7 separate regions of the Mus musculus genome follow, and all the other regions are linked to region 7. The links are chromatin loops, found by intact Hi-C in ENCODE. Cell type or tissue: left cerebral cortex. All regions are shown on one strand. Region 1 has its middle 4.3 kb from the start of Gm41849. Region 2 overlaps R3hcc1l (R3H domain and coiled-coil containing 1 like). Region 3 overlaps R3hcc1l (R3H domain and coiled-coil containing 1 like). Region 4 holds the start of Crtac1 (cartilage acidic protein 1). Region 5 holds the start of Gm19437 (a long non-coding RNA gene). Region 6 has its middle 8.2 kb from the start of Hpse2. Region 7 overlaps Crtac1 (cartilage acidic protein 1).

Region 1 (4,000 bases), 120 kb before region 7:
CCCAGGGAACCAAATGTGAGCCTTTTCTTACCCACTGCACTGATATTTTGCTGTGTAACTCCTACTACACTGGACCAAGCCTCAGCTCTGATAGGAGTTCATGACTGGTCCTGGATAGACAGGTAGATAGACAGGTAGATAGATAGATAGATAGATAGATAGATAGATAGATACATACATACATACATACATACATACATACATACATGTATCCATGGATGAATGGATGATGGATGGATGATAAATAAACCCATATTCATACATAGATGGATGATAGATAAACAGACAGATACATACATATATAATACATACATACATGGATGGATACATGCATACATATATACATGGATGGATGATAGGTAGATAGACAGATGGGCAGATACATACATACATACATACATGGATGGATGATAGATACATACATACATATATACATATATGTATCCATGGATGGATGGATGATGGATGGATGGTTGGATGATAAATAAACCCATATTCATACATAGATGGATGATAGATCAACAGACAGATACATACATATATAATACATACATACATGGATGGATGGATACATGCATACATATATACATGGATGGATGATAGGTAGATAAACAGACAGATGGGCAGATACATACATACATACATACATACATACATACATACATACATACATGGATGGATGATAGATAGATAGATAGATAGATAGACAGACAGACAGACAGACAGACAGACAGACAGAAATAAGAGGCATCAAAATGGGAAACCAAGAGTAACAGGAAAGCACATGGGTATGTGAGAAGACCTTAGAGGCCAATGGACAAAAGGCCATCCATGGGCCCTCTTCTCTCCTGCCTCTCCCTTTCAGTCACACCTGCAGAAAGAAAATGGAGCCACCATGGATGGACGTTCCCTACCCTCAACTGACCTGCCCAAGGAATAACACAGGGCAAAATCCACAACTTCAGAGGGCATTAAACCCTAAGAAGTCCATGGGGTTGGCTGACTGGACAGCGGGCAACTTGGATGTATGGATGGACTATCCTCTTTAAGGGGTGTCCTGGATGGGATGCATGAGACGTGCCATCCCGCTGACAGACAGACCCAAGAGTGTGTTGCAGATGGAGAGACTAGTGAATATGAAGGCCTTGTATGAGGAGAAAGAGGTCTAGATGGCTGCAGCTGGGAGAAGCAGAAGAGATGAATAAGGGCCTGAGGCTATGAGGCCTGACGAGTAAGGAAGAGGAAGAGCAGGAGAGGAGATGCAGGACCAGGCGTCAGAACTTGAATTGGAATCCCAGCACGGGGTCTGAAGTCTGCATGACCTTGAGGGGGTCATTTAGCCTCTGAGCCCCAGTGCCCTTGCCTTTGAAGTGGGAATGACGCTGCAGTGGGACCAAGTTCACACTGTGAGTGTGGAAAATGAATGGGAGGAGCCAGGCAAAGTGCTTAGTAGAGCACCAGACATGATAGGTGCTCTGTAAGGTCAGTTTCTTACACAGAAGCTCACAGCACCAGCCAAAGTTCTTCAGCACCACCTAGAAAGCCACCAGGTGGCAGTCTTTTTAGCTTTTTTGGCCTGTCAAGTCAGGGCTGTCATGGTTTTCACCGTGCAGGAAAGTGCAGACCCAATGCTCCCCCAAAACAGATGGACACAGGGTGACTAGAAATATACAAGATCTGTAGTGCAGTTTCAAAAGCAAACACTCTAGGGCCAACACCAGCCAGGAGCCAGACTAACATCAGCTGCCCCGTAGACCAGCAAAGCTTACCCTCTTTCATCCTTCCCAGATCTCAGCTTCCCGATCAACCAACACACCAGGATGGTCACGAGGTACACAGTAGATACTGCGTGTGCACCAGCGCCATTAGATGGCCTGACATGCCCGGATCTCCTATTTACCTGCGGCTTCCTTTGACTCAGTTTGTGTTTGTTTAACTATGAAATGGGTGCAACAGCAGAGTCATAGCTTTGTGAAGCAAATTCAAACGTTGAAGCAGGCATGTACATGCCCAGCATCTTCTAGAGTGCTACCAGCCTCTGTAAAGGAAGGGACAGCTGGTGATCCAAGCTGAACTGGCTTTTGGTTGAGGTGACTGCAGAGAAAGAACGTTTGTTTGGCTGAGGATGAGGACGAGACCCTTTGAGAGGGAGAGTCCTGCTTAGAGACTAGGGATCAGGTCACTGGAAGCTCAGCTTCCAAGTTCACAGCGCCCCTGCTGGCAGGAGGTTGCAGGACACAACACGAGAGTGTTGAAGTCGGTCTCTGCAGCCGATTCTTGGTCTTCATCTCTTTCTCGGCACGATTTGGGCATCAATTCTCTGCTGTGCTGTAAGCTCCTTGAAGGCAGAGAGGTCTTATTTATCTTTGTTCCCCCGTGGCCTAACAGAGCTTGCACCTAACAAGCCCTGGATAGATGCTTACTGGCGAGCAATCCATCCTGGTCCATTCACCGAATTGGTTACATTCCAGGTGACCCTGGGCGATGCACTGAGCCGGAACTCCACTGACCAGCTTTGGAATTGGATGCTCCACTCCTGACCTGGGGATGCTGGTGACTCCTCCGTGCTAATGTCCTTACCCATAAATGTGGACATCAGAAGAGGAAGAAAGGCACCACCGCAGATCATGTTCTTGGATTTCCCATTTGCCTGTGACCTGTCCCTCCTGCTAGGGAAGCTGTGGGAGGGAAAAGGAGGGGGAGTTGGGGGTGGGGATGGAATTTGGCAGGAGTGCTGGGTAATTGCTGAATGGATGGAACAAGCCTGGGGGTGGGTGGCGATGGTGGGGAAGAAAGCTCGGTGGGGGAAGGGACAGCACCTGCCCAAAGGGAGCCTGGTCTAACCATGTGAGGATTTTGGCGGTTCTTCAGAGCCCATTTCCTCATCTCAGCCACAGGAAAAATATAAACACCCTCATGTTTGTCGTAAACCATAGTGCCTGATGCACAGGTGTGCAGATGCTTGAAGAGAGAGTAGTACAGTGCCTGGGATGTGGCTCTGCATCCATGAGAGCAGCTCTGAGGCCACTTCCTACAAAAAGTGCTCTGAACTGCAAAGGCTAGTGTGTCTCACCTTGATCTAGGGGTCAATCCACAAAGAGCCTTAAAGCTCTGTTCAAGGCCCATGCTTTGCCCATGCCATGTTCGCACAGTTTTGCTTATACCTGCATGGTATGCCTAAATGTATTAATTTTATGTTTCTAATTTTTACCCATCACACTTCCTCCCCTGACACACACACACACACACACACACACACACACACACTACTGAAGTAAATTTGGTAAAAATGGGGGCTCTGGGAATCTGTAGACCTTTTCTCTGAGCTTGTTTGTGTTCCTGCAGTATGCTCTTGGCTCCTGCTCCAGGAGACCACATAAGACCAATCCAAAGGTTTATTTGGGATTTCTTGCTTGTTTGCTTTTGAGACAGGCTCTCACCTTGTAGCCCAGGCTAGCCTTGGAATCCGTAGGTTCCTGCTCCATCTCCTTGGTGCTAGAATCCTTGTGTATACCACTGCTTTGTAGGTTCAGTGGTCTGTGTTTAACATTTTGAAATGCTAACCTCTGCATTTTCTCTGCTCATAGAAGTGTAACCTTTGTCCCTGAAGGTCCTATCAATCCAAGAACCCAGAATGTGTGCTTTGTCCCTATGCTGCCTCACCCGGTGCACTAGCCCACTAACACCAATTGACAGCCTGGGCTATGTACCAGAAAGCTGGCAGCCTGTTAGAGGGCTCTTACTGTCTGAGCCTCTGACCTGCCTCACTGGCTCTGCTCTCCTCTTTCTGGCCTTCTTTGCCCTGGCACTCATTCCTACCTTTTCATTCTTACCTTACCCTGGAGATGCTGGGTCAGGCCTGGTGCATGCTGGGCCTTCCTCCAGCTGCCCATGTCCCCGCCCCACATGGCCCCACACTCATGATTGCCTTCATGCCCACATCCTGCTAGAAAGCCAGTAGCTCTCCAGCTCTTAAAGACCTCCAGGGGAGCCGTTTCTA
Region 2 (4,000 bases), 210 kb before region 7:
GAGTTCAGATCCCCAACACCCATGTAAGTGCCTGTGTGTGGCCCTACACTATAACCCCTGCATTAATTTGTTGGCCAGCCAGTTAGATGAAAAATGACATTTTAGGTTCAGTGAGAAACTCAGTCTCAAAGGAATAAGGTGGAATGTAATAAATTAGCAAGACACATGACCTACGCCTCTGGATTGCCAAGTGCACACACATGCACTTGAGAAAGGAAAGGGTAAAAGGGAGAGAGGAAAAGAAGAAAAAGGGAAAGAAAACAAGCTGGATCATAGCTGAGTAGTAGATCATTTGTTTACCACGGACAAAATGGCTGGTATATATTAGTAAGTTTTGGAATACCATGCCACACAACAAAAGCATAAGGAAAAAATCTTCACTGGGTCAGTGGCTTCACATTAAATACACTCCCCCCCACCCCCCAAACCAAGTTTTTCCCAATTTTAAGGATGTCCAAAGCACCAAAGTACAGTTGGGAAGACCTGGTTAAACAAGGCAATCTCTATTCAGAAGGTTTAACAATTCATTCCTAACATATTCTAAATACCTATTACACATGAGACGCTTGCTAGATGCCTAAGACACAAAGATGAATAACATATGATCTGAATCTAGCAATAAGAGTAGGTATATAAATAGTTTATGGAAGCATTAAAATAGACATATAAAGATAGTTACCACCAATGGTTAATTTATAGTACAATTTTGGTCTTACAAACACTTCTTTATTCTTTAAGAAAAACAACTTAAGTGAGGAACTTTGGCTTAGAGAGGAAAATAGTAGGAAAAAGTTTAAAAACATGACTAGTACGGGCCTTGTTGTGCTGTTTAGATCTTGAGATTAGGAATGTTTTGTGGTTTTATCTTCTCAAGTTGTCTGCACTAAGTTTTCTGCAATAAACATGAGTTAGTATTTTTAGGTAAAAATATCTTTGAAAATAGGTTTCAATTTTTAAAAATGTATTTATTTACACTGTAAAAAGCCAAGTAGGTAGTCAAAAAGACTGTAATAGAAACATTTGGTGGTTCTATGTTGAACATACAAAGTCTAGTTACCATTTACGGGAAATAGTGATATAATGACGGCGGGAACATGTAACTTTACTACCCTGCTTTTCCCTCCTTTCCTGGCAAAATACAAATGCAAGGTCTCAAGGAACAGGTACAAGCAGACTCAGTAAGCTCTCTATCTCCTGAGAGTTGCCCTCACTCACTCATTCCCTGCCCTGTAGCTCACTGCCTCCCTCCCCACCTCTGTGTTACCCACCTCCTAAGAGGCTGGGCTAAGTGTCCTACCTGCCTGTGTCTGACACTTCTCTGAAGGACTCACTCTGCCAACTGTGTATCTTTGTCAGATTCTCTTCTCTTCCCTGTGGTAACCAACTCTATTTCAAGACATCCTTTTTTGTTTTGTTTTTCCTTTCATTTTTAAAGTAGAATTAGTAACATTTTGTCCATTTTACAGTTATGAATACAGAAACAGACTACTGATAGAACGCTGACAGGATTTAAATTGAAGTACTCCCCTTCTTTCTCTTGTGAAACTTCATGGCAAACAACTCAAACCAGCTCAACTCTAAGCCAGTATGAACACACGTTTAGATTCCTTAAGAAACAAACTTGTTATTAATGAATACTACACACTTTTTGCCTGCATCTTCAACTCCGCATCAAGTTTAATGTTACGAGAGGTCAAACTTGATCATCCCAGAAACAAAAATTCGTACCATCACATACAGTTAATCTACTTGCTTGAAAACCTCACAATACTATACCAGAACTTGCTGACTCCAATATTGCTTCTTTTCTCCCCAGCCCCCCATATTGCTTCTTTATGTTTGTTTTTATCCCCAATCTTAATTGGCCATGTTTGATATAAAAAGAGAGATAAAGAGAGGGGCAACAAATATTAGTAAAGTGTAGTGAGTCTGAAAAATGGTCAACTACAGAGAAAGCTAACATGATATAGTGAAAAAGCACACCACAGACTACAGGAAAGTGGTGTATAGCTTATTCAGAGAACACTCAGCAAATGCAGGCTTGCTGCCACTGAACACCACCCTATAACTTTTCTCCTATCTAATGCTCTGACAACTAAATTTCTCTGTAATTCAATAAGCTCTTAGGAGTTACCCAAGCTTCATCCATCCTGCTGGCCTCATTCATGTTTTCCCACAAGCTAAGAGCACTTGTTCTGGTGAACGGCACACAAGTTAGGTCCTCTTTCAATGCACAAATAGCCTACTCTTTGTTCCTATGGGTAGGAAATCTACCGTAAATATAACTCAACAATAAAAAGAAATGTTTAAATCATACAGCTCAGGTAAGTGGTTGATGCAATAGGTTGCCAGTTTTATATATTATATGAGTGTTAGCCTCATAAATTTTTAATTAAAAAATCTATACTTTTACTCTTGGCACTAATTCATTTACTTATATCTAATGAGTTGCATGGATGCCAAATAAAAAAATATGTCAGATGTCTGTGAGTACTTAGCATGAAGTTAATGAGTACAGGTCACAGCTTCAAACTCCATGTGGACTAATTAGCTTTGCAATGTTTCAGGCTCCACGGTCACAGTCAACTACCTTAACCTTGGGTAACAAAGAAACACACTGATCATATCAAACATTAAAGAGATTAAGAGAATGAATATTATCACCACAATCTGTCAGAAAATAACAAAAACTAAAAATACTAATACCAGCAACTCTATTTTCCACTAAGCTTGACAAGTATATGCCCTGCTCTAATAATGTGGCTTTTCAGCTATGCGGGCTTCACAGATGATGTGCCATGACGCAAAAGCCTAAACTAAGGCTACTCCCTGCAGACACTGGAACTCCAAGGCTTAGGGTATTTCCACAGAACAGTATGGCCTCTCCTAATTGTGCCATATAGCATAAGATAATCAATAAAACGTTCTTATTCAGCAGCCATTGCTAACTGAGCATCTACTAGGTATACAGCAAAGAATGAGATCTACCCTCCAAAGTCCTTTTAAGTAAAAAGGAGTCAAAAAGCAAGTGCTTGAAACAAAGGAGACAACACAATATGCAAAATGATTTTAATGTACATGACTTTCTATTGTCATAGCTGTGTGTGTATATGTATATACATATATATATACATATACACACACATATACACATATACAAATGTGTATATGTGTATGTATATACATATATATTTGTGCAAAGAAACCATGCTGAAGCATAACTAAAGGTAAGAACAAATCTGAAAAAGCAGAAGGCACAACATGAAAGAAAAATAATAATTGCTTTTTGGCCTTTTGGCTAAGATCATGTGTAAAAAAAAATAAAGGAAATGTTTCCTTAGCATCCAAATTCGCAGATATCTGGCAGTCAGTGAGACACCTGAAGAAAATAAAAATAGTATTTCAATTCTTAACCTAAGATTTTGCCCTGGCCCCCAAGCCATTTATGTCTGTAAAGCTTCTCTCTTTGCTTTCTCTAACCTTGCTCCTTACAGATACACACAGAGCCAGGATATCTGCAGAGGTGGTCATTCATTCAGTTTCCACCATCAAGCCTCCCAGACTCCTTTAAGCTAAAACGTTTGTTTTGTTTTTGTTTCACACCGTCTCACCAGGTAGCTCTGGCTGACCTGAAACTGATATGCAGACCAGGCTGACCTTGAAATCACAGAGAGCCATTTGCCTCTGACTTAATAGGATTCAAGGCATGAACTGCCATGCCCAACTCAAGCTAAAACTTTACAAACAGCCTAACTTAAAAACTGTATGTGTGCTGGGTGGTGGCCCATGCTTTTAATCCTAGCACCCAGGAGGCAAATCTCTTGTGAGTGTAAAGCTGGCATGATCTACAGAGTGGTTTCCAGGACAGCCAGGACTATACAGAGAAACCATGTCTCAAAAATGAAAAACAACAACAACAACAAAAAAAAAAAAACCCTATACATGTATGCATATATGGGGGGGGGGAATAGAGACACAAAAATTGTCCTATAGAATTCTA
Region 3 (4,000 bases), 270 kb before region 7:
CCATCAGAGACTTGAAGACTAGAGAACTCATTTACAGGTTTTTCTGTTTTCTTCTTCTGATGTTGGCTTTTGGATGGGGGTTAAGATTTATAAACACCATAATGATTTATGTTATAAAATAGCCTTTAATTTTTCCCTCTCACAAGATATCACTGATTAAACTGGAGCGGCACTCAGTTCCCTAGGGCTGGTCCTTGTGAGGAAGGAAGGTAGCAGACCCGGCTGCTGTGCAGGCCCAAGTACCAGGCCCCAAGCTTAGTACACACTCAGGAACAAACACCCACGATGCGCTGCGGTTCAGGGGCTCTGGAGTTCTGGGCCAGCAGTGTAGTCTCTGTACGGGCTGAGTGCACCAGGCACTCCTGTCTGTGAGCTGTTTCCTCTCCCTGTCTTACTGCTGCCCCTCATCCTGCAGTTCTCAACTCTGAGAAGTACTAAGGAGCGCCCTGCCCTGCCACGGACCTCCGACTCCTATCACTGCAGGCTTGAATCCTGTTTTGCTTTACATTTGCTTCAGACTTCCTGGAGGCCTGACCCACATGAAGATGACCTGCTCCACCCAGGACGCTTAGAAGCCACTTCCATTTTCCTTCCCACATGACAGTTCCTTTTAACGTCTCTGTCACAGTGGACAGGTCTGAATTCAAGAGTGAGGACTGGACCCTCGTTCTCCAAGTCGTCTGTTTTGTTCATGTTTTCTTTAACATGCTCATCTGCATGTGCACAGCTCTGGAAAGATCCTCTTGTCTCAAGAATATCAACCACTTCCCAATCATGGATTCATTCCTTTCAGGAACTGATATTCAAACCACAGACTGGTCTCTGCCTTCCCAGATGTCTTCCCGTTGCTTGGCTTCCAACCGTTTTCTCTCTGTAAATAAAGGCCAATGTTAATCATATGATTATAGATTTCACACAGCCACTAAGTCTCCTTTAATCAAATTACAAGACAAAGATTATTCACGAGACAGGGGGATTCCCTGATCACCTTTCACCTGATCCCAGAGGTTAACATTTTTTTAGCTTTCCAAGTGCTTTAAAGAATTGATACTACTCTTGGTTTTGTTTTCTTTCTTTTTTTTTCCCCTTTCTCTCTCTACCTTTCCTCCTTTTCTTTTCTGTCATGCTTAGGATGAAACTCAGGGCTCCACACGTTAAACACAAACCAAACCAAAAGTGTTCTAGAGCAGCGGTTCTCAACCTTCCTACGTTGCGACCCTTTGATACAGTTCATCATGTTGTGGTGACCCCAACCATAAAATTATATGTGTGCTACTTCATAACTATAATTTCGCTACTGTTATAAATTGCAATGCAAATACCCGTGTTTTCCAATGGTCTTGGGTGACCCCTGTGAAAAGGATCAACCCATAGCTTGAAAACCACTGTTCTAGAGACTATTCCAGAAAGAAAAAATAATCACCAGATAAAATGGAGGAAAAGGAGTGATTAATTTTTAAGACAAAAAAATATAAATTGTATAATACATCTTAAATTATTTTTAATATAGAAACTTCATTTTTCATTTTCATTTGCCAGTACATATATACTAGCTGAGAGCAGCAGACCATGCTTGTAAGCCCAGCTACCTAAAAAACTAATGCAGGAGGACCACTTTAGCAAAGGAGCTCACAGTGTCTAGGTAACTGAGCTCTGAGGTACACCTAGGTGTACTGGTAGGTGTCTCCAATATAACATATACAACTTTGTGCTCCAAATAGTTTCTTTTATGCACAATACCAGTTCTAACTTTATAGCTGACAGCCATTCACCTTAATACCAGAAATACATATTATAAGCCTTAAATGATTCTTTTTAAGAGTTCTTATTCCAGACTGACAATGTCTACAAAAGAGTCTTCAAGTCATGAACCAGGTAGATTACAGAAATCAAGGTGAGTTTTAACACTTGCTATCTCAACCTATCTTCCAAATCATGAACATCACTTAAAAAAAAATCTCTAAACTACACTTGACTGTACTGTTAAGGGGAAGGAAGTTGGCTGGGAATGTGAGAGAGAAATTCCTTGCTATTTGGGCACCATCTTGTGGCATCATCTGAATATAGCAACAAAATTACACAAGGCAAAAAAATGAGGATCAACAAATTATAAACTGAAGGCTGATTAACACTACGCCCAAGAAAGAATTCAACTGCAAAGCAGGCAGGCTTGGGTTGGCTGAGGTTCTCCATGAGCAATGCCAAGGATAAACTTATCCAAACTTTGCCAGGACTTCCTAGGAAAGTAGCATGGTTCTGAGTTAGGGAAGACGTAAATGCAAAGCAGCCATGGATGAAAAAAACTGGTTGTGAATTCCAAGGAAAAACAAAGGAATCAGGAAAATTATTTACTAGAACTCAAATTGTTCATTAAGATAGGAAACAAATCAGAAAAATTATCCCTAAACAATAGAAAAATATGACCGCCCTATAATTCACAAGTCCAAAATCAAAAGTTCTGAAAATAGTTTTTATTGTAAAGTTTGTGTCAAAATTCATTTTTGTTAGCAAACCTAACCCGACATGAGGCTTCTACTGTTCACTTCATGTGACTTGTTACATACTTTGCCCAAGGAACATGAGTGCTAATGTGTTTGCTTTTGGTGTTATAAAACATATAATACAGACACTGTGCCATCTTTGTAAAGTCACAATTTTGAAATATGTCTAGTGTTCAATGCTTGCTAACAAAAGTCCCCTAACTTCTAAGTCTCACCTGAGCATGTATATGTGTGCATGTGTGCATGTGTGTGTCAATTCTGGTGGTAAAACATGGAAACAAAGAAGCACACAGAAACAGTGAAACTATAAAGCATATGAAACACAGAGAATACAGGTCAAAGGGGCCTTTCAAGTGCTCCCCTCTGGGACAGGGGACCTGCATGACTCGCTAAGGCTCAATTATCAGGAAGAAATGAGGCCAAAACCCAGTTCTTATTTTTAAGTAGCATACTTCCCATGATCCTGGCATCTGAAAATATCAAAAGAAAAGGAAAAGCATGTGAAAAAATTAACTGAAAGAAACACGTCCCTTTATCAAAAGAAGGCATTACATGACTGGCTGCATGAAAAAGGCTGTCATTAGCATGGCCTCCATTTAGCGTAAAGTGAAGGACACAAACAGCCCAGGCAGCAGTAGGAGAAGGGAGTAGGAGAGACTGGAACAGTAGAAGGGAATGGCTAGCCTGGAGCATTTCCATAAACTGTCCTGAAGACGCCCACTCCAGTGTGAAAGCACAGATAGAAATGCCCACTGAGCGAGCCGCTGAAGTCAGAGAAGAGAGGTGCTGAGGCCTGAGAAGGGAACGCCCCATCAGGCTTTATTTGACAAGAAAAGGGAAGGAAAGAGAAGGGCTGCAAATTAAAGACTTTCAAAATTTACTTGGGCACTTAAAAAATGATCACAAAACCCACTTGTCGCCACCTACAGAGTAATAATCAGCAAGCTTTGTGCAGAACAAGCCTGGGCAAATCTAATTGCCTTCCTTTATTCCCTGGCAGACTTGGGAGATCAAGAGAAGGGAGCAGTATAAGCAAACTCTTAATTGTGGCAAGGCTTCAGACAAAGTTTATCAAGTATTTATATAATCATCAGTGTTCCAGGAGAATGTAATCCAGAGCTCATCAGGCCCCAGCTAACTGGCAGATGATCTGCAGTATGTTAAGTGCAAGGAACCACGGGCTGTTTATTTTAGCAACACTTGAAGTGGTCAGTTAGTCCTAGTGTTGACATTTTTGTCTCTGAACCAAAAGAAAGAAAGAAAGAAAGAAAGAAAGAAAGAAAGAAAGAAAGAATATTACATCTCTGTAAAAATTTTTTCACATACTTATATGGTTAGAAATGAAGTGAATTTCAGATTAATAGGCAGGAAAAACATGAAAATACCCTGAAAATCTGACTATGGTCAGTAATACAGTGCTGCAGAACGATGGAATGTGCAAAAAGGTTTCCCAGAGTTAGCTACCATGGGTAAATCTGTTTTACTACAAAAGAGCAAGT
Region 4 (4,000 bases), 110 kb before region 7:
CACCCCAATGCCCGCCGCGCCGGGCCAGCCTGGCTGCCGGCTGCTGCCACCGCAATCCCGGCTCCTAAATCAGCGCGGGGAGGCGCCCCTTCCCCCACCCGGCTCCTCGGGCTCCCCGGGCCGCGATTGGCCGCGCGTGCGCCCCCCAAGCTTGGGCCCCGGCTCCAGCTGCCGCGCCATTGGCTGCGGGCCTCCGCCAGCCTTTACATAAGCCCGGGCGCGCTCGAGTGGAGTTGTATAAAGCGAGCGCGCGGCGTCGGGGCGGGAGGCTCGAGGCCAGCCCGGGACCAGGGCTGGGCGCTGCAAGGCGGCGGCGCCAGCGGCAGAGGCAGCATCGAGCGCCCGCGCTCCGACGCCCCCAAGCGGTGGGGCTGAGAGAGCCAGAGGATGGCTCCGAGCGCTGACCCGGGCGTGAGTATCCGCTCCTGGAGCCCCCACCCCTTCCGGCGGAGAAAGTTTCGCCAGCCTAGCGCACCCCTCCCCGCACGCCCCCAGGGGTGGCGGGGATGCAGCTGGGGACCTGGGAAGATCGGGACTGCGAAGGCGGCGACGCTGCTCCCAACTTGCCAAGAGGCGCTGGACTCTATTGGCGCGCAGATCCTCCCCGCGGGCTGGGGGCAAGGCGGGCGCCAGGCTGGAGGTGGTGGAAGAGATGGGAGCCGAGGTGTGGGGGTGACAGCCCACAGTTGGCAGAGAACGTGTTAGTGGCACAGAGGATGGAGGTCAGCGGTTTGAGAAGGGGGCAATGGGGCTAGTAGGGGGCGGAGCAGGTGAAGGCTGTGCTGAGGGTACCCGGGGAGTCACCCAGCTGGCGGGCTCAGTTTGGGGACGACTAAGCTACCATCCTCGGCCGACTGCCAACGCTTCCAGGTTGGGGAAGATCCCCCGGGGCATAGCTCTTCTCCCGGGAAGCCGAGCTGTCTCCCCTTGCACAGCGCTGAGTGGCAGAGTGCTCCCGGAGCCAGCCCGGTACACAGCGTAGCTGCCAGCCGCCTTTTGCTGGACCGAGGTGTGGTCTGGCTTTCTAGCTAAGGATGTTTCAGGCAAGCTCTTTTCTGGCATTCTAGGGGAACCATGGGGTCCCCCCCCCCCTTGATCTTATGGAATCAGATAAAGGTTTTGGTGGGGCAGCAGGCAGGCTTGGGGGCATGCCCAGCAATGCAGCGTGATTCTTTTGCAGTACAGTAGTTGGGAGCCCTGGTTAGTCCCGCTTCTGCAGAAACCAACTAAAGAATCCAAAGTCATCCCAGCTGGGATGGGAGCCTCCCTAGGGGTGGGGGTGGGGGGTTCCTTCTTGAATGACTAATGATTACTATTGCTATTGGGTGGGTTCACCTACCGTGACATCTGTACATCTCATCCGTCCTCCTGGAAGCGTTCATGAGTTGCACTTGAGGTACCTTCTGGGATGGGTGCAAGACTTCGAAAAATGAAGCCAGTTGGAAAAGAAAGCAAGAAGGTTCCCAGAGTAGAGGACAGCGGTTTGATGCTGTGTTGAACCTGGGAAGAACTCCTGGGGAAAAGCTATCAGGGGAGATTTGAAACCATGATAACTTGGGACAGGAAGTACCCACGTTGAATTAAAGCAGATCCAGAGACTTGAACAGTTCCTCACACTTGGGTATTGAGACAGAGACGTGGAGGGTGGAAAAATGGGAATATGAACAGTTGGCCCAATATGGTCTTCAAGGAGGCGTTTTTTCCCCCTCTCTCTTTCCTGTCTTGGTTAAAAAGCCTCTTCTGGAGGCAGGTTCTAAAGTCAATTTGGTAGGCAAGGAAGGGAGTTTAGTTCTTGGTGCTGGACTAGATTAGAACACTTTGGTCTCCAGTTGGTGCTGATAGATTCTGGAGAAGGTTGAAGGCTGCCGGTGGCTTCTGCTCTTGTAGCTGATGGGTTGGGGTTGAGCCATTCACCGTAGTACAACCCTACCAATGGGCATGTGTTCAAACTCCTTGGATACCTGCGTTAGGCTAATGATTTTATGTGTGTGTGTGTGGGTTTACCAATCCATGCCCACCCCACCCCCATTCCCTGTTTGCTTGCAGTCAACATTTCTTGCTGCATTTCCCAAGACCTTCTTTCCATTAGGGATGTGTGCAGTGATATACCTGCTTGCTGCTCTGTCTTCCTTTCTCTGTCTGGACTACACCTGGCCTTCTGAACCCTGGTGCTTATTCTTTGGCACCAGGGTGTTTGGTTAAGGTATCCTATGGTTGCATGGAGGAGCCCTGTGAATGAGTAGACCAATGGCCTATGTAATGCCGAGACTGAAACACAGATTCTTAGAGAGACTAGGCCAACGACCAGGAAATTCTTCTGTTAAACAGGTTGTGACCACCTGAGTTGGTCCTCAAGCTCTCCTGCCTCCTTCCAATCAGTGGAAGCTTGGAGGTGGAGCGGGCTCCTTGGTGACCAGTAGGGGGCACCAAAACCACCTAGCTCAGGACTAGTGACTTGTTTCTTACCCTTCACTGGCCATAGTAACTTAATGCTTTAAGAAAGCTCAGGCTACCAACCCCTCAACAATCATCCATTGTGATTGAGGACACTGGGACTGGGACCCTTCCACCACATGTCCTGTGACTTCAGGTGGTCCTAGGACTTCAGAAGCAGTGGGATGGCAGAATATTCCGGGGAGGCAGAGCCGATACATAGCCCCGCTTGCTCTCTGAGATCATTGTTTTTTTGCTTGGTATCTGTGTATTCTTTGAATTCTTGGAACCTAAGAATATTTAAGACTAGAAAAAAGAAGAGAGGAGCACTGGGGAGTATCTGGTCCACCTCACCCCGTTCCCAACATTCCCCTGTACAATGTATTTACAAAAAAATTCAGCTGAAGTAAAAGTAGTATCTTGCCCAAGGTCACATGGCTGTTTGGTAGAAGAGATGGGGCCAAGCCCCAGGATTCCCAGTTCCCTGTTTGGAGCTTTCTCCACTCCAGTGACCTGCTTCTTCTGTGCTGTGAAAATGGACATATGTTTCTACGCAGTAGGCACTGGTAATTACTGACTGGCCAGACTTGAGTATACTAATAGCTTTAGTAAATTTAGGGAAATTTTCTTTGCAAGAAGACAAGGGCAGATAAAGCTCTCATAATGAACATACACGGGCTGTAAAATTCCAAGTTATCCTCTCTCCTCCCTCCACTGTCTTGTCTTATTGCTCTAAATGATCTTTAGGCAAAAGCTGTGCAACTCCGTGCAATGGAATCAGAAATGCGCAGGCCCTCACCAGATAGTCTTAGAACCTAAGGCGAGGCCTAGACATCCTCTAAGGCATGCTGGAACAGTCTCTCTGTCCTGCAGTCACACCTCTGCTGGTGGGACCCCCTCAAACTCAGATCCCAGGTGAACTAAAAAAAATTCCCGAAGAGTGTTTCCCCGATGTCCTTCATCCTTGCCGCTCTCAGCTCAAGGTCACCGTAGTAGAGGCTGTGGTCTCAAACAATCCCTTCTCTTCTGGCATCTGGGGCACCTAGAAGATGCTCTCATTTCTGATGTCCTTCTGTTCTGCTGGTCTGGTGGGTCCATGGGTAACTCTGTTTTCCACTATCACCCAGTTTCTTTACGTACCGTATGCACTTCCTTGGGGTTGGTTCTTCTTGGAACTTTAGCAGATTTGGTGGCCTTTCTTCATTAGGAACCCTGGTGCCAATCTGGAATTCTGAGAAGTAAAATCCTCCCCTGCCCTTGAAGGTCACCCAGTGGGTGCTTATTGCCAAGGAAAATGCTCAAGATTGTTCAGCTCTTCAGTCTCACTGACAAGATGGGTCTTCATCCATAAGAAAGAAGGGAGGTGAGGATATAGGCCACCAGAGAGCCATAGCTCCTTTCCTTAAGTGCGATTCCGAGAACTGTGTTTGAGATCCACGTCAGCCTATTTAACTTCTCGGTCTTGATCTGATTCTACGTAAGATCAGAGGAGTATAATTACATTCAGTATAAGAAGAGTATAGGATCTTCCTGTGAGGGTAGGTGAGCAAAGATGGGGGAAGATGGT
Region 5 (4,000 bases), 430 kb before region 7:
AAAAGAATCTTAAAACAGACACAGAAAGAAACTCAGAGGTAATGTATTCAAGTCAGAGGGAGACGGTCCTGAACATGACGTCAGGGTACCAGGAGAAGGAGCTAGTGAGGGAGAGACAGTCATATTTTTAATGACGTGCAGAGCAAAAAAAGTATGTTATGAGACACAACATAGGCACACCAGAGATAAAAAGAATCAGATACCCATAGCCTTACCCCTGGGTTTTTGTTGGAATAGTGTAAGATTGTTCCCTTCCCAGGGTTGACGTGGGCTTTGCACGCTCCACCTTTTAAGGCCGAGCCAATGAGGGAACATTGAACCTTAGTGTTTAGGGATTAGACTTACATTCTACTAAGAGTTAGTTGCTCTCTGTGGCCTGGACCTTGGGATGTACCTCAAACAGGGAGGAGGAATAAGTATCGCCTCAGTTTACCTTTTAGTTGTGTGACCAGAAAGGAAAAGCATTTATTACCACAAATTTATCCTTCAATTCATTAACGTTGGGCCAGGAAGGACTAATTAATTGTATCTACTGTCATCGTTTACCCCTTAATTCCAACAGGCCTGCTGTGGGGGTCCAAGACCTTTGGGGGCAACACTTGGGGTGTAACAATATACTTGTATACTTTTCTTTTGTCTTATGAGACAAGTTCTCTTTTTGTAGCCCTGGCCCAACTCTGGGACTCACTCTGTAGATCAGGCTGTCCTCAAATGCACAGAGATCCACCTGCCTCTGCCTGTGGAGTGCTGGGACTAAAGGCGTTCTCCATCACACCCACTCCAGTATACTTCTTTTAAGGGCGTGGCTGCTAGTCACTTATCACAGTCTGTAGTCCTTACCTTCGGTTGGCCTCATTTACTTGTCAAACAGGGTTTTCTCTTTCATGTGTGTGGAGATCTTGGCTAAAAGAGACTCCCCTTCTTCACCCGGTTCAGACTTTAGTAGAGGACCCCCTGAGACATTCGTCTCAGAGGACTGGGGCCTCTTCTGGGTTCTGGGCCGTCTGGTTCGTCTTTCCTGTCAGCTCACCTTTGTTCACTGGCTGGCCTGCCTTTGCCCACCTCCTCCTCCCCCTCATAAACTCAACCGCCTCAAGTCCTGAGGCCAACTTGGCTGTCTCCCATCTTGGGAAAAAAAAAAAAAAGAACCGTGGTGCCTTTTATACTGCATAAGTCCTGCATGAAATGAAGAAAACACACAGGCACTGCTTACAAAAGCTCTTTCTAATACAGTGGTTCTCAACCTGTGGGTCCAGACCCCTTTGGCAAACCTCTGTCTCCAAAAGTATTTATATTAAAAGCCATAGCCATAGCAAAATTGCAGTTATGAAGTAGCAAGAAAGGTAATTTTAATGGTTGTAGGTCATCACAACATGAGGAACTGTATGAAAAGGGGAACTGTATGAAAGGGTTGCTTTGGGAAGGATGAGAACCACTGCCATAGAATCAAGGACCAGAGACTACGGACCAGGCGATAACAGAAGCCCAAATGGAGAGAGAGAGAGAGAGAGAGAGAGAGAGAGAGAGAGAGAGAGAGAGAGAGAGAGAGAGAGAGAATGGAGGAGATAGATACAATATCAGAACCAGACAGAGCTTAACCAAAGCCTGGCTAAGGTCCAGGGTCGTCAGTCTGTCTCACTGTAGCTGAAGGAAACTGTATTAATGGAGTTCCAGTTTGTGGCGGCAGACCTGGGGAGGGGCAGAAGCAGCCTCTGTCTTCCCTCCCATCCCCAGGGGATCTTCTAGACCTCTTCCATCAATGCTCCTCCCACTCCTGCTTTACTGAGGAAATCTGCCTAGGGCGAGGCCCCTGAAACCTCTCTGCTGGTGGGAATGACCTGACCTATCTGAAAGAACTCAGCTTCCCCCGGGCTGCTTATCGACTGGTATGGTCAGTCTGTGTTCCCTGAGTGCCTGCTTTGCACCAGGCCCAGAACAGGCCTAGGGACAGGGACAGTGGGGAATCTGAGACACAGCAAGGGAACGTTAAATGAAGGTAGGTGACAGAAAGAAAAGAAAAAACAGAAGACAGTGTGATAAGAAGTGAAGTTCCACACTTCCCTGGTGACGGTGACTCCTTGAAGGGGTGACACATGCGCTGATGTGATCTAGCCACATGTATGTCTGAGAGAGAAAGTACTCTGGTCAGAGGAAAATGGAAGCTGGCAGGCCAAAGCAAGTATGAGCAGAAAGCCCCTGTGGCCAGAGCATCCCACTACAGACTATGTGGGGGACAGAGCAGGGGGAGCTCACGCTAGGACTGTGTTTCATCCAGGGACAGTGAGGAGCCAGAAGAGGTATTCAGTCAGGAAGCAGAAGTTTATAGAAGATTCATCAGTCCCCTGGCCCGTGCTGGAGATGGTGTGGAAAGCCAGATACCAGAGGCAGCTGCTCAGTGGACCACAAGATGGCAGTCTGTGACGAGGGCACAGGGCTGGAGAGGCGTGCACACTGTACAGAGCTAATTTAGCAATATAAAAGATGTCATTGGTAAGGCAAAGGGAGGAACTGAGGATAGCCCCTGCCATTATCAGGAGGAACCAAGGCAGGGGCTGGAGAGCTATCTCCACACTTCAGTTAAGAGCACTTCCTGCTCTTGTAGAGCTCTTGGCTTCAAGTCCCAGCACCCACAGGACTGTTCACCCCAATCTGTAACTCTGTTTTCAGAGCTTCTGATGCGGTCTTCTGACATCCACAGGCACCTGGCACATGATGTACCACACACATGCACCATACACATACATACAGATAAGACAGAGACATATACATACATGCACACACATACCATATATACACACACACACCACACACATGCATATACACACATACACATGCATGCACACACACATGCATACACACACATACACATGCATGCATGCATACATACATACATATATTACACACATTATACACACACATACCACACACACATACACACACAGGAACAAAATATCTCTATGCATAAAATTAAATTTTAAAAAGAGAGCCCAAGGTAGAAGTTTCTCCAACCTGTAATAAAGATGTCTCAACTTTAATGTTTAAAAAAAGGCCAAAAGTTCCCCAGGCCAGACCCCACCCACATGTGGATTCTGCTCTGTGAACGCCTGCGCCTGGGCACTGGTGTGTGCTGGAGCATCTGTGGTTTGGGCAGCCCCTGGAATGTTGGTAGGTCATCTTTCCACATGCTTCCCTAGCACACGGAGTGAATGTGCCATGCCCATGAGAGGGACACAGCAGCGGCAAAGCAGACAATGCCCCCTCCTCCTCAAGGAGACGGAGACAAAATGTACGTGTAATTAACCATGTGGTGACAAGGGCTTTGTTCTTCTTTGGATGAAGAACACAGATCGTGCCAGCGTGGTTGGTGCCGGGTGGGGCTTGCTGATTAGTATCTGAGCAGAGCCCTACAGTGAGGAAGCAGGCCACGGATCCGGACAAAGAAATCTCCAGAGAGCGGCCACTGTCCGTCCAGCTGATGTCAGCTCAGTCTCTGTTGTGTCCGCTGGCCCTTTGGAGAAGCCGACGCGCTGTGAGGAAGCTCGAGAGAATCAAAGCCGACTTTAAAATGTATGGAGGAGACATCCACTTAAAGTGACAATAGTAAAGTAGACTGCCATGCAAATATAGAAACTAAATGACTAGTTCACCCACCTTGTACACGTGAATTTTCACATAACCATTGCTTTACTGTTTAGCTCCAAGTACTGCCTTCTGAAGTGATGGGAGGCAGCTATAGATGAGGGTCTCAGGTCCTGGGAGTCACAGAGGTGTGGCTTTGATAGACAGATTGCCTTCTAAAATGACGTGGGAACAAACTATTCAACTCCCTGAACGTATGTGGCTCTCTAGGCTTGTAATGTAGACGTAACTGTAAAGATCCCTACCTGATGAAGTGGGTACTGGGTGGATGGGCGGGGACGTGGTACAATATGGTATGCTCGGTGTGACATTGTGCGTCTTGGTTTATTGCTCTATCACTGGGTCTCTGGACAAGAGGGCT
Region 6 (4,000 bases), 1.1 Mb before region 7:
TTTTGTTTTTGATAGCCAACTAAATCCAACTAGTGTTGCCCATGTATACACCGGTGTGATGGCTTGAATAGAATGGCCTGTATAGTGTTGTGTACTTGAATGCCTGGTCCATAGTTGGTGGACCTGTCTGGGGATTAGGAAGTATGGTCTTGGAGGAAGTGTGTCACTGGGGTGGGCTTTGAGGTTTCAAAAGCCAGTGCCAGGCCCAGTCTGTCTTTCTGATGCTGTCTCAGGGTAAGATGTAAGTTCTTAGCTACTGCTTCAGCATCATGCCTGCTTGCTTGCTACCATGCTCCCTGTCAGGATGGTCATACACTCATCTTCTGAAACTGTGAAAAAAAAAACCCTAGTTAAATGCTTGGTTTTATAAATTGCCTTGATGATGGTGTTTCTTCACAGCAGTAGAACAGTAACTAAGGCACAGGTATGGGGCCATCCACTGGAACATGGAGAATCCATCAAAGGCCATGCATTAAAAAAGAAAGATTCTCTCCCTCCAGCAGCTATCAGCTGTTAAGTAAAGGTGGAACCTGGAGAACACCTCCCCATAAATGTGCCAGAATTTTGTCTGGATTGATGTTGTGCAGGTGGGCACTGCTGCTTTGGGCTGACAAGTGCCAAAGCAACAGCATGCCCAGAAGACGGAGTTTCCTAGCACACCCCTCAGCCTGCGTCTTTTGTTGGAGTCTGTTCCCTGGGAAATATTTTGGGGTTTTATTTGTTGAAGTTTTGGCTGTTTGATTTTGTGAGTTTACAAAGTATGGACTGCTTCGGGTCCTTTAGACATTTAAAAAAGTGTATTTATTTGTGTGTACGTGTGAATGGACACCTGTGTATACATAAGTTAAAAACAACTTATAGGACCTAGTTTTCTCCTACTATGTTCTTCTGCAATAATGGAGCTAGATTTCATTTAGTATCTTGGTGATGCTGATTCTGTTGGCTCCGTGGACCTGCTCAGATATGCAGTATACTATTACAACACCCTACCTGTACCTTTTATGGAATCAGTGTTATGGAATGTCTTGGGTTTTTCAACTATTTATATTATAAATGTAAACATCAAAGAATGATACAGGACTTAGCTTTTAGCTTCATTGATGACAGGTTAAAAAGCAAGTTAGTATCTGGGGGGCAGTTTAGTTACTGAACTTTTCCGACATCACTCTGTATTTTGTTTTTGTACACTCCCCCAAATTATTTTAAGAAATCTGCTTCTATTTTATGCATAAAGGTGATGCATGAAATCTAAACATCGTCTGTAAGGCTTTGTGATACATGATAAAGCTGAAGTGAATTTAGGTCTAATCTCAGTTTCTTTTTATATTGAAATAAACTGCCTTATAAGGAAGTCTACTTGGAAATGAGCTTTATATAAATGTTTTAAAACCAACTTCTTTCGGAATTCTTTTGAGTTTATGTTTATCTGGGAAAACAAGCGTGGAAGAGTGCATGTGTGCATGAATCTGTCTGTCTGTCTGTCTGTCTGTCTGTCTGTCTGCACAGTTTACATGTATAGCCATGCTCCTCTACTTTAAAGAAGATGAAATCTTAAACCAGAGCTGATGGTTTAGATCTATAATCCCAGCTACTCAGGAGGCTGGTGCAGGAGTATTACAAATTCAAGCATGAGCTACAAAGTGACAGCTTGCCAACTTAATGAGATTCTGTGTCAAAATAAAAAGTAAAAAGAAAACCAGGAGGATGATGCAGTGGTAAAATGCTTGTTTTGCATGCTCAGAACCCTGTGTTCAATATCCAGCCCCATCATAAAATACAAACTCTTGTAATTCTGCCTTTATAGAAACCAGACATTTAAATAGATGACTTTGGAGATTAACTTAAGCACAATTATCCTACTCTTGATATGATGTCTAGAGAGGATGGGTTTGTTTATAGTTTTGAAAACAAACTGAAGTAGATTGTGGGGAGCCGAGAATAAAGTGGTAAATGGATGAAACATTTCCACCAGCAGATGGCACCATAACATTTCTACAGCCTGTAGCCCTCAGCTAGTCCCAGTCAGAAAGCAGGCTTAAATTGGCCACACACCAAAGGTGGTGAGCGCTATAACCTCAGCATTCTGAGTTTAAGGTCGCTTAGGCCATCTAGCATGACTTTATGTCAAACAGATTATCCACCTTAATTGAAGCTGGACACATAAAACGTATGAAATATTTCAGTCATTAATTATCATGATGTAAAATTACATATGAATCAAGTAATAGACTTCAGATATAAAATAAATAATAATCTTTTACGTATCCTACAGTACCTTCCACTAAACTCTGTCATAGTACCTACCCAATGGATAGATGTTCGTTTTCCTAGCCAAATAGTGAGGTCAAGGAAAGAATGCTATTTAATCTTTGGAGGGGAGAGAACCAAGTACCAGACTCATGATTGTCACTCAACAGATATTTCTTCCTTTTGCCCATTTCCAGAGAATGTATTAGGTATTGTTTTGAAGGCATACAAGACTTTCCGTGTATCGGTCACCTCAAAGCTTTTTAGTTTCTGTTAGCAAGTACATTTCAGGCCCAATTCTTTTGAGGTTGATGTATGTTCCATGGTACTTTTTTAAAAACCATCTTTCAAAATATGTTTTCACATGTATGTTTAATTTTCTCTCACATTTTATGATATGTTCCTCTATGTACACATATCATATTCTATGTTGTTGTATGTACACAGTTCATTTTTTCTAACAGCTGTCCTCAGTTTACCTACCCATCTCCCTTTTGATGAGCATATAAGGGCTTCAAAATCCTCAATACTAAACTAACTACCCTCACTTAAATTACTTTATGAATCTTCTTAAGTTGCCTGAAAGTTTGTGGTATTGCTGAATGTTGGAGAATATATATACCTAATTTTTACAAAATATTTACAGGTAACTCTATAGAATATCTGTCACTTTGCATTCCTAGTAGCCTGCAAGAAGTCTCCGGCCTCCTTCCATCGAACAGTTAGTATTGTGCAGTGTTTCCAGTTTTGTTAGTTAGATGGTAGAAAGTGAAAACATTTCTTGAGTGAAACAAACAAATCAGCCTGGTGAGTTGAAGCTCTAATCTATTGCAGCTAAAGGAAGTCAGGTGTGGAGGGTCACGGGTGTAATAATCCTTGTACTTGGAAGGCTGACGGAGGGGGAGCTCTACAAGTTCAAGGTCAGCTTGTTCTATGATGTGTATTCTAGGTTATTCTGCACTGAACATTGATATACCATCTCAAAAACCAATCAAACAAATAAACAACTAAAAACAAAACAAAAAACAAACAGCAAACTTGCATAGTTTTCCCCCCTTGGATGATGGTTCTCCACCGTCTGAACTTTCGTTGTTTATGCTTAGCATTAAAGTAAGTTCCAATATGTATTCTTAAGTATCTCTTAGAATCTGGAAACTAATTATCTGAAAACTGAGTCAAATAGGTCCAACTTATGTGGCATCCTTTGTCATCTAATTTTTTTCCCCTCTGGAACTAGAAAAAAAAAAAGGATTGTAGAGAGATTCAGGTTATGTTAACACTCTACTCCACATCAGTGATTTAAAACTTCAGATGGTTTCAGTGTGCAGCCAGGGCTGATGATAATCACTGCCCTAGAATTTTAGGTTTTATCATTTTTTCCTGATATGGAAAATATTATTTTAGTTTGAATATAAAATGCTATTTTGTTATATTGGCTAGGTTTAATTAAGCCAAAGAGGAATTTAAAACTTAAATATCTTTTGGAAATGAAACAGACTACAAGTCTGTGCACTGTGTCTAGGTGATCAAAGCGACGAGGAGAACTGGACGATTTTGGTGACAATCTGTTAAGGCTGAATTTAACTTACAGTGAACTAGGAAGGACTTGGATTTGTGTATTGGGGGATACAGCTACTCCAAAGAATTAAGAGTAGATTCTACTTCAGGCAGAGATATAAGTATGTACTTGCAAGTTCAGTCTTCTTATCCAATCATTGAGGAGTAGTATCCAATCACATAAGTACTGAGCCAA
Region 7 (4,000 bases):
AGATGAAGTGGGCCCCTCCCTTCCTCCAGACACTGGGCTGGTAGTAGCAAATCTCCAAGTTGCATGCTGGAAAGGTTGCAGGAGTGAGCGGTGCCCTTACCCAGCCGACTTGCCACCTCCATGAGAGACAGAGATTGATGCTGGCCTATCTGACAAAGTTTTTGGGGACAAATGACTAGACAATAAAATAGTTTGCATGGCTCAAGCCCCATCAATGTGCCTGAGAGCCCTGGGCATAAACGTGCGGCGGAGAGGCTGAGTGTCAGTCATAAACCATGTTTCCCTGGGAAGAAGAATAAACATGAGGCGCTTCAGCCCAGATTGGTACAGTCAATTTTTCTGAGTAAGCTCCCAGTTCTGTGTACTGGGCTGGCTTGGCAATTAAGTGCCTTGATCTTGCAGGAGAGGGAGGGGTATGGGCTGGGGGATGAAACACTTGAAAATGATGAGATGGAAGGGAGGCAAGGACGGGGAGAGTGCATTACACGCAGAATGGAAGAATTCAGGAGGCTGGAGCATGAAGGGGGCATTGTTCACGCTGGCTGGGCTGGCACAGAACCCAGGAGGGATAGGAGGGGCGCAAGCAAAGACAGCTGAGGAGCAGAGATGCGATGGGAGCCCCAGCCAACTGTGCTGGCCGTGCTGGAAGGATAGGGCAACCCAAGGCGGGGGCAGCAGCTTCTGTGGAGGGATGGAGGAGGCCGGGGCAGCTGGCATACCCAGAGGACACATAAGAGCAGTTCTGCAGACTTCCAGAAGCTATTTGGCTGGCAAGAACCAATTTGGCCTACCAAGTTACTGTTCTGTCTGCCTGCCTTCCCCAGCCCCCCAACATTATCCTGCAACCCCCACTTGTCACTCGGTTAATGACACATGGACATCTGGCTGGGAAATGACCCCAGAGTGCTCCCTTGAGCCCTAGGAATGAACCCCAAATGTAAGGGCCACTATGCTGAGCCCAGCCCAATGGCCAAGACTCTGGGCAGGTGGCCAGCGCTCATTGCCAGAATAGTGCAAGGAAGGGGTCTGGGAAGCCAGGAGGGACAAGCAAGGCCTAAGCAGGCTGGGAGGGAGAAGCAAGCAGTGGCCAGATGTGCTTCAGGGAACTGAGGCTTCTGCAGCCAAGCCACAGAGCTCCCATTTTTTTTTTGAGGGCAGCCACCAGGACTGGGTGGGAGGACCTCCCATTTGCCAAGGGATCAGACTAGGTCCAAAGAGCAGAAAGGACTTGTACAAGGTCACTTAGGAGACTTGGAGAAAGCCAGCACTTGGGGCCTTATGTCCTGATGCTTAAACCAGCCATAACCAGCTGACCTTTCTGATGACCTCCAACTAGAGCAAGCTGCTCCCAGCTGGTAAAGGGAAGGCCCCTTACCCTCTGGGTATGAATTGGCAGACAGGCCCTGAACTGTGTATGCAGGTTGTCAGGCCAAAGCAGCTGTCTGGCCTGGGGTGCTCAGGACAGCAGGCTGCAGTGGTGGGGGGCTGGAGAGCAATGGCACGCAAACCACACACAAGTTGTTAGTTGTGCAGGAGGGGGGAAGGGAGATCTCTCCAGACACTATTGATTCTGGCATCCACTACCACTCTGCTGGGTCACAGTGCCATCTAGTGGCTGAAATGCCTGCTCTCAGGGGACTGAGCCCCTGGAGGGTGTCTGAACCTGAGCTGCTAGTACCCACAGTGGCAGTAGAGAGCCTGCTGTCCCTTGCTGTGGCTCCCTAACCACTCCAAGGTCTCTTCAACTATCAGAGACCACTTGGAGCCAGGAAAGGCTGGGAGCTGAGATGTGTGGGAACCCTGAGAAGTGGTGTCCGTCCCACAGAGGGTTTGGCATAGGAGAGAGCAGCAGTCCTGTGGTATCTCACCAGGCACCTTGACCCAGCCAACTAGCAGAGTGGCTAAAGGGAGCAGGCTTACGCCGGCCTGGACAGCCATAGAAGACAATGACCTCTCCCCACACAAATTCTACCTTCACAGTGTTTTGGAGAAGGAAATAACATGGGGATGCCTAGTCCATAGCCTGGGCCTATGGCTCTGACACAGTGGCACCAGGCTTCTCTGCTGGGCATCTCCTGGGGCCTTGAGCTAGCTCAAGGATGGAGCTGAGAGAGCCAGCCCATCTGTCATGGAGGCATGAAGTCTGTGTCTTCCCGTCTAGGCACTATGCAGGCGGGCATCTTTATCCCCTCCCCAAATGGAGTGCAGCTTTCTGTCACCGTCATCCTTCTTCCCTCTGCACATGGCCTCCTTCTCCCAGGCCCTACCCTTTTCCCAGGACCTCTGCACTCAGGCCACACCCCCTTTGAGGGAGCATCTGCCCAGGCTGCAAGGTGGTGATTAAAGAAGCCTTTAAGGAAATTTGGAAAGAAAATGGAGGTGGATTTATGATGTTGGGTGGAGAGTTCTGCTGTTGGCTGGGAGCAGTGTGGAACAAAGCGGAGGGCAGATCTGATTTATAGGAAGTCATTATTGGAGGAGACGGAGAGGCCCAAAGCCCAGCTGAGCCCTTCTGGCAGATCCCCATCAGCAGCAATGACTGGTGTCTGCCGGGTGGGGGCTGAGGAGCCTCTCAGGTTTCCAGGTGGGTGTCAGCCATCTAGATAGCTGTAGCTCAGCCAGCACTAGCAGCCAGGACCAGACAAGGCTAGAGAGACAGGTACCTCAGCCAGGTCCAGAAACCCCAGGAGGGTCCCCAGAGGGGTTCCCAAAGTCCAGGATACACAGGAGCCATTTCCAGGGAGTGTCGGGTGCAGTGTACGATTGTCACAGGGTTCTGTCCTGGTTCTGAAGTGCATAGATGTTAGATAGACTCACACTTTACTTTTCACACACATTTCCCCCAGTGATCTCAAGAGACTGTAAAGAAAGGACACTAGTGGCTCTATCACAAGGTGCCAGTACGGTCCCCTCCCTGTTGAGAGGAGACCCGAGTCGATGTGTTAGAGAGGCAAGCAGTGGGAACAGCGTGAACGTTTGAGCTGAGACCCTATCACCTGCCAATTGTGATTGCTGCCGTGTAAGCCTCAGTTTCTTCACCTGGAAAATAGAGGGAACGGGAGGGTACCGAAGACGTATTTGACAAAATAAACAACACTTTCATTACACTGGACAAGTGCGTTCAGGAGTTCTATTGTACACTACAGTGACCGCAGTTAATAACAATCTATTATATTCTTGCGCCATGCCAAGAAGATAGATTCTAAGTGTTCGAGAAATTTAAATAATAAATATGTGAGATCATGCATATGCTAATTAGCCCATTCTAGCCATTTCATAGCATATGCGTTCCCCAAAACCATGTTGCATGTGATAAACATATGCAATTTGTTATTTCTCGGCTAAGAAGGCGGTGGTGACGAGACACACCTCTGGGTGTCGGGACACTTAATGTGAGATGTCTGCACCCTTGCCCAGCGCACAGAACAGAATCACCAGACTCTTTCTTCCAGTCATTTGACTGCTCTGGCCTCACACAGCTTCTGCTTGCCTCCTTGATGCAGGGTGGGTGGATCCAGGAGGAAGGGCCCTTCTTCCTACAGCCTCTGGTGGCAAATTGGAAACCTTCTAGGAAAAGGGATTGGAGAGGCCTGAGCTGATCAGGAGTGTCCTTGTCTCACAGTATCGGCACCCACGTAGTCTCACGGTCCAGCCTTGCCGACATCAGCAGGCTTGCCCACCACCAACACAGCATCAGCACCTCAATTTGGAATTCTGCAGGAAACAAATGTAGAGAGGGAGGCCCTGTTAACACCTTACCCGTTGCCCCTTCTCCATCTACCTCATCTCTTTACCTCATGCATTTTCCAGCATCTTAGATCAACTCCTTTATAATATCTTGGATGCTCTTGGCAGCCTATGGACCTTGGTGTCCACGAAAACCGTGTTTTCTACAAGATTCTCACAGGAGAGTGTCACAGGGCTGTACCCCTTTGATGAGGAACAGTAGGATGTGGGGCAGGAACTGTAAACATTTTCCAACTGTTTCAAAGTAAAATTG

Evidence for each region. Peaks named below come from ENCODE experiments on the same cell type or tissue, not always from the same donor. Only the 100,000 strongest peaks of a DNase experiment are listed, where the experiment ranks them.
Region 1: a loop joins it to region 7, with 5 times the contacts of the local background. A loop is called at or near these places in 27 of 42 quality-filtered maps.
Region 2: it touches region 7 in a loop (3-fold over the local background); 2 of 42 quality-filtered maps call a loop at or near these places.
Region 3: it touches region 7 in a loop (2.7-fold over the local background); 2 of 42 quality-filtered maps call a loop at or near these places.
Region 4: it touches region 7 in a loop (6-fold over the local background); 24 of 42 quality-filtered maps call a loop at or near these places.
Region 5: it touches region 7 in a loop (4-fold over the local background); 10 of 42 quality-filtered maps call a loop at or near these places.
Region 6: it touches region 7 in a loop (4-fold over the local background); 6 of 42 quality-filtered maps call a loop at or near these places.

What each region holds. Positions count from the first base shown.
Region 1 is chr19:42,437,775-42,441,774 of GRCm38, reverse strand. No RefSeq gene overlaps it. Among named protein-coding and RNA genes, the nearest start is that of Gm41849, 4.3 kb to the left of the region's middle. In left cerebral cortex, CTCF peaks have their summits at 1,548 (motif pointing right) and 2,216; a DNase peak (open chromatin) is centred at 1,557.
Region 2 is chr19:42,520,486-42,524,485 of GRCm38, reverse strand. The region is part of intron 1 of R3hcc1l (R3H domain and coiled-coil containing 1 like); the gene reads right to left. Among named protein-coding and RNA genes, the nearest start is that of R3hcc1l, 3.7 kb to the right of the region's middle. In left cerebral cortex, no CTCF peak of the experiment used is centred here; no DNase peak of the experiment used is centred here.
Region 3 is chr19:42,587,476-42,591,475 of GRCm38, reverse strand. R3hcc1l (R3H domain and coiled-coil containing 1 like) reads right to left here. Exons shown (of 7, transcript NM_177464.4): 7 at 1-871. The coding sequence ends at 804. Among named protein-coding and RNA genes, the nearest start is that of Loxl4, 23 kb to the left of the region's middle. In left cerebral cortex, a CTCF peak has its summit at 2,046 (motif pointing left); DNase peaks (open chromatin) are centred at 2,042 and 3,238.
Region 4 is chr19:42,428,021-42,432,020 of GRCm38, reverse strand. Crtac1 (cartilage acidic protein 1) reads left to right here and starts at 233. Exons shown (of 15, transcript NM_145123.5): 1 at 233-411. The coding sequence starts at 388. In left cerebral cortex, CTCF peaks have their summits at 367 and 2,417 (motif pointing right); DNase peaks (open chromatin) are centred at 166, 779 and 2,419; H3K4me3 peaks cover 1,586 bases; H3K27ac peaks cover 1,050 bases.
Region 5 is chr19:42,742,816-42,746,815 of GRCm38, reverse strand. The region is part of intron 4 of Pyroxd2 (pyridine nucleotide-disulphide oxidoreductase domain 2); the gene reads left to right. It overlaps Gm19437 (a long non-coding RNA gene), which reads right to left and starts at 1,092. Exons shown (of 4, transcript XR_386719.3): 1 at 841-1,092. In left cerebral cortex, a CTCF peak has its summit at 2,407 (motif pointing right); a DNase peak (open chromatin) is centred at 2,407.
Region 6 is chr19:43,394,535-43,398,534 of GRCm38, reverse strand. No RefSeq gene overlaps it. Among named protein-coding and RNA genes, the nearest start is that of Hpse2, 8.2 kb to the right of the region's middle. In left cerebral cortex, a CTCF peak has its summit at 1,958 (motif pointing right); a DNase peak (open chromatin) is centred at 1,994.
Region 7 is chr19:42,313,729-42,317,728 of GRCm38, reverse strand. All of the region lies in intron 5 of Crtac1 (cartilage acidic protein 1), which reads left to right. It overlaps Gm34347 (a long non-coding RNA gene), which reads right to left. Exons shown (of 3, transcript XR_386718.4): 3 at 3,103-3,714. Among named protein-coding and RNA genes, the nearest start is that of Mir3085, 36 kb to the right of the region's middle. In left cerebral cortex, a CTCF peak has its summit at 1,630 (motif pointing left); DNase peaks (open chromatin) are centred at 519, 974 and 1,600; H3K27ac peaks cover 1,099 bases.